Regions from separate parts of the Homo sapiens genome. Here region 2 is linked to region 1. A link is an interaction called in ENCODE POLR2A ChIA-PET data of the cell type or tissue named here. Cell type or tissue: A673. All regions are shown on one strand. Each heading gives the region's core, and the rest is flanking DNA. Links, peaks and the distances in the headings are about the cores only. Region 1 overlaps ELOA-AS1 (ELOA antisense RNA 1). Region 2 overlaps RPL11 (ribosomal protein L11).

Region 1 (2,915 bases), core at 115-2,614:
AAAAAAAAAAAAAAAGAACATAGACTCGGTAGCTCACACCTATAATCCCAGCATTTTGGGAGGCTAACAGGGGCGCATCCTTTGATCCCAGGAGTTTGAGACCAGCCTCGGCAACATGGCAAAACTCCGTCTCTACAAAATATACAAAAATTAGCCAGGCATGGTGATGTGTGCCTGTAGTCCCAGCTACTCAAGAGGCTGAGGCAGGAGGATCACTTAAGCCTGGGGGTGTCAAGGCTGCAGTGAGCTGAGATCACGACACTGCACTCCAGTCTGCGTGGCAGAGCAAGACCTTGTCTCAAAAAATAAATAAATAAAAATAACATGAACTCCCGAGGCTGACTGCCGGGTTCAAATCCTAGCTCTACTACTGACCACCTGTATGAACTTGAGCAAGTAACTCAGCCTCTCTGTGCCCAGTTTTCTCATCTATAAAATGAAGCTAATAATAAAACACCTGCAATTAGGAAAATTAAAAAATAACATTAGTAAAGCCCTCGGGACCCATATGGTTGTTAGCTGCTACAGTATTACTATGCCCTCAGTTCGCCACAAAGAAGCATTCAAAAGTAACAGAAAATAATTAACAGTATCATTTCACCCACCCAATTGAGATAGGAGAGAAGAAAATGGATACAAATTCAGCAATCCTTGAGCTAAGAAAATGTTTACAGCCAGGGGTGGTCGCTCAGGCCTCTAGTCCCAGCAGTTAGGGAGGCTGAGGCCAGCAGATCACTTGAGTCCAGGATTTCGAGACCAGCCTAGGCAATGTGATGAAACTCCATCTCTACAAAAAATACAAAAATTACCTGGGCATGGTGGCATGCACCTGTAGTCCCAGCTACTCAGGAGGCTGAAGTGGGAGGACTGGTTGAGCCCAGGAGGCAGAAGTTGCAGTGAGCCAAGACTGTGCCACTGCACTCCAGCCTGGGTGGCAGAGTGAGACCCTATCTCCAAAAAAAAAAAAAAGTTTATAAATGGAGCAATGGGAAAAAACTTGGATGCTTTTCTTACCTGCCCCAGGGTAGTCCTAGAAATCAGTGAGAATTCCCATTTGTCCTCAGAGATTCCTGCAACATAGGAGTGCAAGAGAGGAGACAGTAAGCAGAGGCACAAGGCATTACTCCCAAATCACAGCTAAGCCACCCTGCAACCCTGGCCGGCTCCTTACAAACCCAGCTCCCTTAGCAACTGCAGTTTCCCATCCAACCAGACGAGGGCGCCGAGCTGACAGTCTTGCTGCTGGCAATAGTGATAGCCGCTGTGAAAGCACAGTAGATGCTCGTCCACTTGTCGAGGAGAATGCTGAATTCTTACCACTTTTGCACCACTGTAAAGTCACAAAGTCATAAGTCGAACCACCATAAACTGGGGATTATCCGCAGTCCCCCCTTATCTGTGGGCGATATGTTCCAAGACCCTCAGGGGATGACTGAAATAGTACTGAACGCTATATATACAGTACTATGCTTTTTTCTATACATACATACCTATGATTACATTTAATTTATAAATTAGGCACGATGAGATTAAACAACTAATAATAAAATGGAACAATTATAGCAATATGATGTAATACAGTTATCAGGCACTGTGCTCATAACTTTTGCAGTTTCATGTGTGGCAGCAAAACTAGCAGGTATTTCTTTTTCCTTCTTCATAATTTCACAGATAGAAGATTCGTTCTTACTACAGATCTTAGCGACCTCAGCACACTTTATTTTTTCTTTCCTTATTATAACTTTTACCTTTTCATTTAAAGAAAGAACTTTATGGCTTCTCTTTGCCATATCCAAATTGCTAGCATGACTACTCTTGCACTTTGGGGCCATTATTAAGTCAAATAAGGGTGACTTGAACACAAGCATTGCAATATCACGGCAGTCGATCCGATAACGAACAGGGCACTTACTTAGTAAGTGACTAACGAACAGGGAGTGTATACAGCGTGGAGGCACTAGACAAAGGGACGATTCAGGTTCCCCAGGTGGACAGAGCGGGACAGCACAAGACTTCATCACGCTACTCAGGACAGCATGCAATTTAAAATTTACAGATGGTTTATTTCTGAAAATTTCCATTTAATATTTTTGGACAGTGGTTGACTGCATGTAACTGAAACCACAGAAAGCAAAACCGAGTCAGGGGCAGGGGAGGGGGGCGGCTACAGTAATAGCCTTTCCCTGTGGACCAGATGTTATACCAAACACTTTCATGTGTTATTTCACATTACTGTCATAGCACTCCACAACATAGGTACTGTTATGATTCCCATTTTATGTAAGACAAATCTGAGGCCTAGAAAAATAAATAAATAAAAAGAAAAAAGAAAAAAATCTGAGACCTAGAGAGGTTAAGCAATTTGCCTAGCAGGCCAAACCTAATATTTGCAGGACAGGAGCAAGAATACAGCTGAATGCATACTTAAAAAGTTATAAATGACCCTAATGAACTATTAAATAAAAGACAATCTATTCTGCTATGTCAATAAATAAACCTTCACAATGACCTGGAAGACCACATTCACATTTTTGGGCCTCTCAGAGTTCTGTACTAGAAGGTGGTGAGAGGCAGAGAACAGGACCCTAGCCCTGCCCCATTCTCTCCATATCTCTAAATCTGTGTGCCTGGAAGGGCCTTGTGTCCACGCATGCAGAGGTCCTAACCTGTGTGCTCACACTTTGTTCTAGGGGTTCTAAATTGAAAAGGTCCCTCAGGTATCCAGCACAATGAATGACAAAAGAGACCAAAGCACAACAAAAATCATCACATTCTAGAATACCAAGAGAAGATCTTAAAAGCTTCCAGAAAACGGGGTGGGGTGGGGGGAAAACCCATAAAAAGAATCAGGATTCAGAACAGCATTGTATTTATCAAAGCCAGAAGAAAACCAGAGCAATTTCTTCACAATTATG
Region 2 (2,915 bases), core at 147-2,646, 76 kb before region 1:
TATGTTTTCTACACTGCTGGTGTGGCAATAGATTTTTAAATGTTACTTTTAAAAAGAAAAATGGAGATTTGGGAGCAGTAATGGAGGATCCTCAGCACCACTGGAAAATAGGCTGGGTTAGGGGGGTGCTGAAAGTTCCAGCCTCCAAAGCAAACTTACAGTATGGCTGTGTGTTGCGTGGGATGCTGGTGGCAGCTTTGTCAGACACAGATCATGGGTCTTGCTCCAGAATCCATTGGGCTGCCAAGTGACTCTTTGAAGATCTGTCTGTAATGTGTGAGTCTTGTCCATCTGCTCTTGACTCTGAGCTGGCTAGGTGACTGTTGGTTATTCCTGGGACAGGTGCTGGGTAGGCCAGGTTTCAGCATCGCAGACAAGAAGCGCAGGACAGGCTGCATTGGGGCCAAACACAGAATCAGCAAAGAGGAGGCCATGCGCTGGTTCCAGCAGAAGGTAAAGCTGATTTATCTCAAGTGAAGTGGTGGAATGTGATGTTGGTGAATGGAGTTGGGATTTGGGGATGCAAAATATAGTACTATTTGCTGGGTATCTTCTTTAAAGTTAGAATATTGGGCATCTTGACAAATCAGGGGCTTCCAGGGATGATGGTTTAAAAGAACATCCAGAACTAGGCCTTCTCCCTGTCACCATGAATGGGGGTAGATGGAAGGGGAGGAATATGGCTTTTAACAGGAGCCCCCTTTCTCAGATGATAGTGCAGTTCAGCACAGTGTAAAAACCAGCCAGCTTCCTATTTAGTCCAGAAAAGGATGGGATTCAGAGCCCAAGTTCATGTATCAATCAGATGTGAATTCTCAAAAGTTAGCCATTGCTGCAATCTCTGCTGTTGCCTCCTGTTCTGAAAAAATTAAATCTCTTCTCTTTCAGTATGATGGGATCATCCTTCCTGGCAAATAAATTCCCGTTTCTATCCAAAAGAGCAATAAAAAGTTTTCAGTGAAATGTGCAATTCTGTTGTGTGTTCTGTGAAAGGATCCTGGCCATATTCAAGTCCTTGGACCTCAAGCCACTTAAAGCTTCGATGGGAGTAGCTGGTAACAACCCCGTCATCCTCTGATTGGATGCCAGTATTTCCTGGCAGATCCAAGTCCAAGCTTCATAGCATTCATTGCCTGTGCTTGCCACACCTTGGTTGATGTGCTGTGGTGCAGTAGCCCCATTTGGAGGGGAGGGTTTGGTTGATGTTGGGGTTTGAATTTAGAGCCTTGGTTAAGCAGGGTGCAGTGCTCCTGTGTTCCAGGAGGCCCCCTGCTATTCAGTGATTCTGTTCTGTACTAGAAATTTTATCAGCATTGATGCGTCATGAAGGAATGACAGGCTTTGGTGTGATGGTTGAGATTAAATTTAGACTTAACTGTTCAGGCTCAGGTTTCTTTTACAATGAGAGTATAAGGTTCTTGGGAGGCAGTATGTGCAGATAAGAGGGCAGTCTTTCCGTTTCCAGCCCTTTCCTTTAACTGTTACCTCGGGTGAGTTGTTAATCTGCCTCAGTTTCCTTATCTGTATCAGGAGGCAGTAATAGTAGTATCTCTCAGAGGATTAAATGATTTAATACTTAACAAAATGCTCAGACTAGCACCAGCCACGTAGTGCTCAAAAGGGGTTTCATTTTTGTGTTTGGGTATAAGAAATATTACTTCTGCTAGCTTGCTTCCCTTTGGTGCAAAAATGAAAATACTTTCCCTGTGGTGATTGTCTTTTTTTTTTTTTTTTTTTTTTGAGACGAGTCTTGCTCTGTTGCCTGGGCTGGAGTGCAGTGGCGCGATCTCACTGCAAGCTCTGCCTCTGGGTTCACGCCGTTCTCCTGCCTCATCCTCCCGAGTAGCTGGGACTACAGGCGTCTGCCACCACGCCCGGCTGATTTTTTTTATTTAGTAGAGACGGGGTTTCACCGTGTCAGCCAGGAAGGTCTAGATCTTCTGACCTCGTGATCCGCCCGCCTTGGCCTCCCAAAGTGCTGGGATTACAGGTATGAGCCATCGCGCCCGGCCCCTGTAGTGATTTTCTATATCTAACTGAAGTCGATGCTCAAAAGCCGCCATTTTTGTTTGTTTGTTTTTGGTGGTGGTTTTTTTTGAGACAGAGTCTCTTTGTCACCCAGGCTGGAGTGTGCAGTGGCATGATCTCTGCAACCTCCGCCTCCTGGGTTCAAGCAATCCTCCCACCTCGGCGTCCCGAGTAATTAGGATTACAGCCATCCACCACCACGCCCAGCTAGTGTTTTTTTGTAGAGATGGGGTTTCACCATGTTGGCCAGGTTGGTCTTGAACTCACCATCCCAAAGTGTTGGGATTACAGGCGTGAGCCACTGCACCTGGCAAAAGCCATCATTTTTCTGACGCAATACTTGGCCATTGGTTCATCATTTTCAATTTCAGGTTTAAATTTTGGAGCGCATGTTAATTCAGTTAGATAATTTACTAATTTGTGACTAATTAGAGTTCAGTTGTCCTTGGGCCACCCGTTCATTGCTGTTCAGAGGTTCTCAAATTTGCTGCTTTTGTAGGTATTTTGAAACCTGGAAATAGATTATTTGGTGTGCCTCATTTTTAAATGAAAATAAAGTTACCTTATCCTGTAAGATGAGCTCTAGTTGGTGAAAGGGGAGAATCGTGGAACATGTTGCCATATACTTTTTATTTCATTTAAAATATGAGCTTTTCATTTCTCAATCTTTTACTACAGGGCCAGGGCCCCCACCTCAAATGGGGTGAAGGAGTCTCATTCTTAAAATTCATCTTCATGTTTATAGGGGGGAACCATACTTGTTTTTTACTAACTTCTGAATTAAATAACATGCCATAAACATGTTTAAGAACAGATCTGGTGAATGGATAGTTAATTAGTGCTGGGTGTGGAGAACAAATGCTGGTTTCATCTAAGTAAAGCATTTC

What was found. Peaks named below come from ENCODE experiments on the same cell type or tissue, not always from the same donor. Only the 100,000 strongest peaks of a DNase experiment are listed, where the experiment ranks them.
Region 2: POLR2A ChIA-PET joins it to region 1 with 22 read pairs; 22 of 35 experiments call an interaction of 5 or more read pairs at or near these places.

The regions. Positions count from the first base shown.
Region 1 is chr1:23,771,097-23,774,011 of GRCh38, forward strand. It overlaps ELOA-AS1 (ELOA antisense RNA 1), which reads right to left. Exons shown (of 4, transcript NR_038280.1): 2 at 1,172-1,330; 3 at 1,015-1,070. Among named protein-coding and RNA genes, the nearest start is that of ELOA-AS1, 5.7 kb to the right of the region's middle. RefSeq lists a silencer at 1,743-2,037. In A673, for the core only: a CTCF peak has its summit at 1,214 (motif pointing right); a DNase peak (open chromatin) is centred at 1,205.
Region 2 is chr1:23,695,456-23,698,370 of GRCh38, forward strand. It overlaps RPL11 (ribosomal protein L11), which reads left to right. Exons shown (of 6, transcript NM_000975.5): 5 at 343-453; 6 at 889-1,380. The coding sequence ends at 918. Among named protein-coding and RNA genes, the nearest start is that of RPL11, 5.1 kb to the left of the region's middle. RefSeq lists an enhancer at 2,095-2,716. In A673, for the core only: no CTCF peak of the experiment used is centred there; no DNase peak of the experiment used is centred there; H3K27ac peaks cover 525 bases.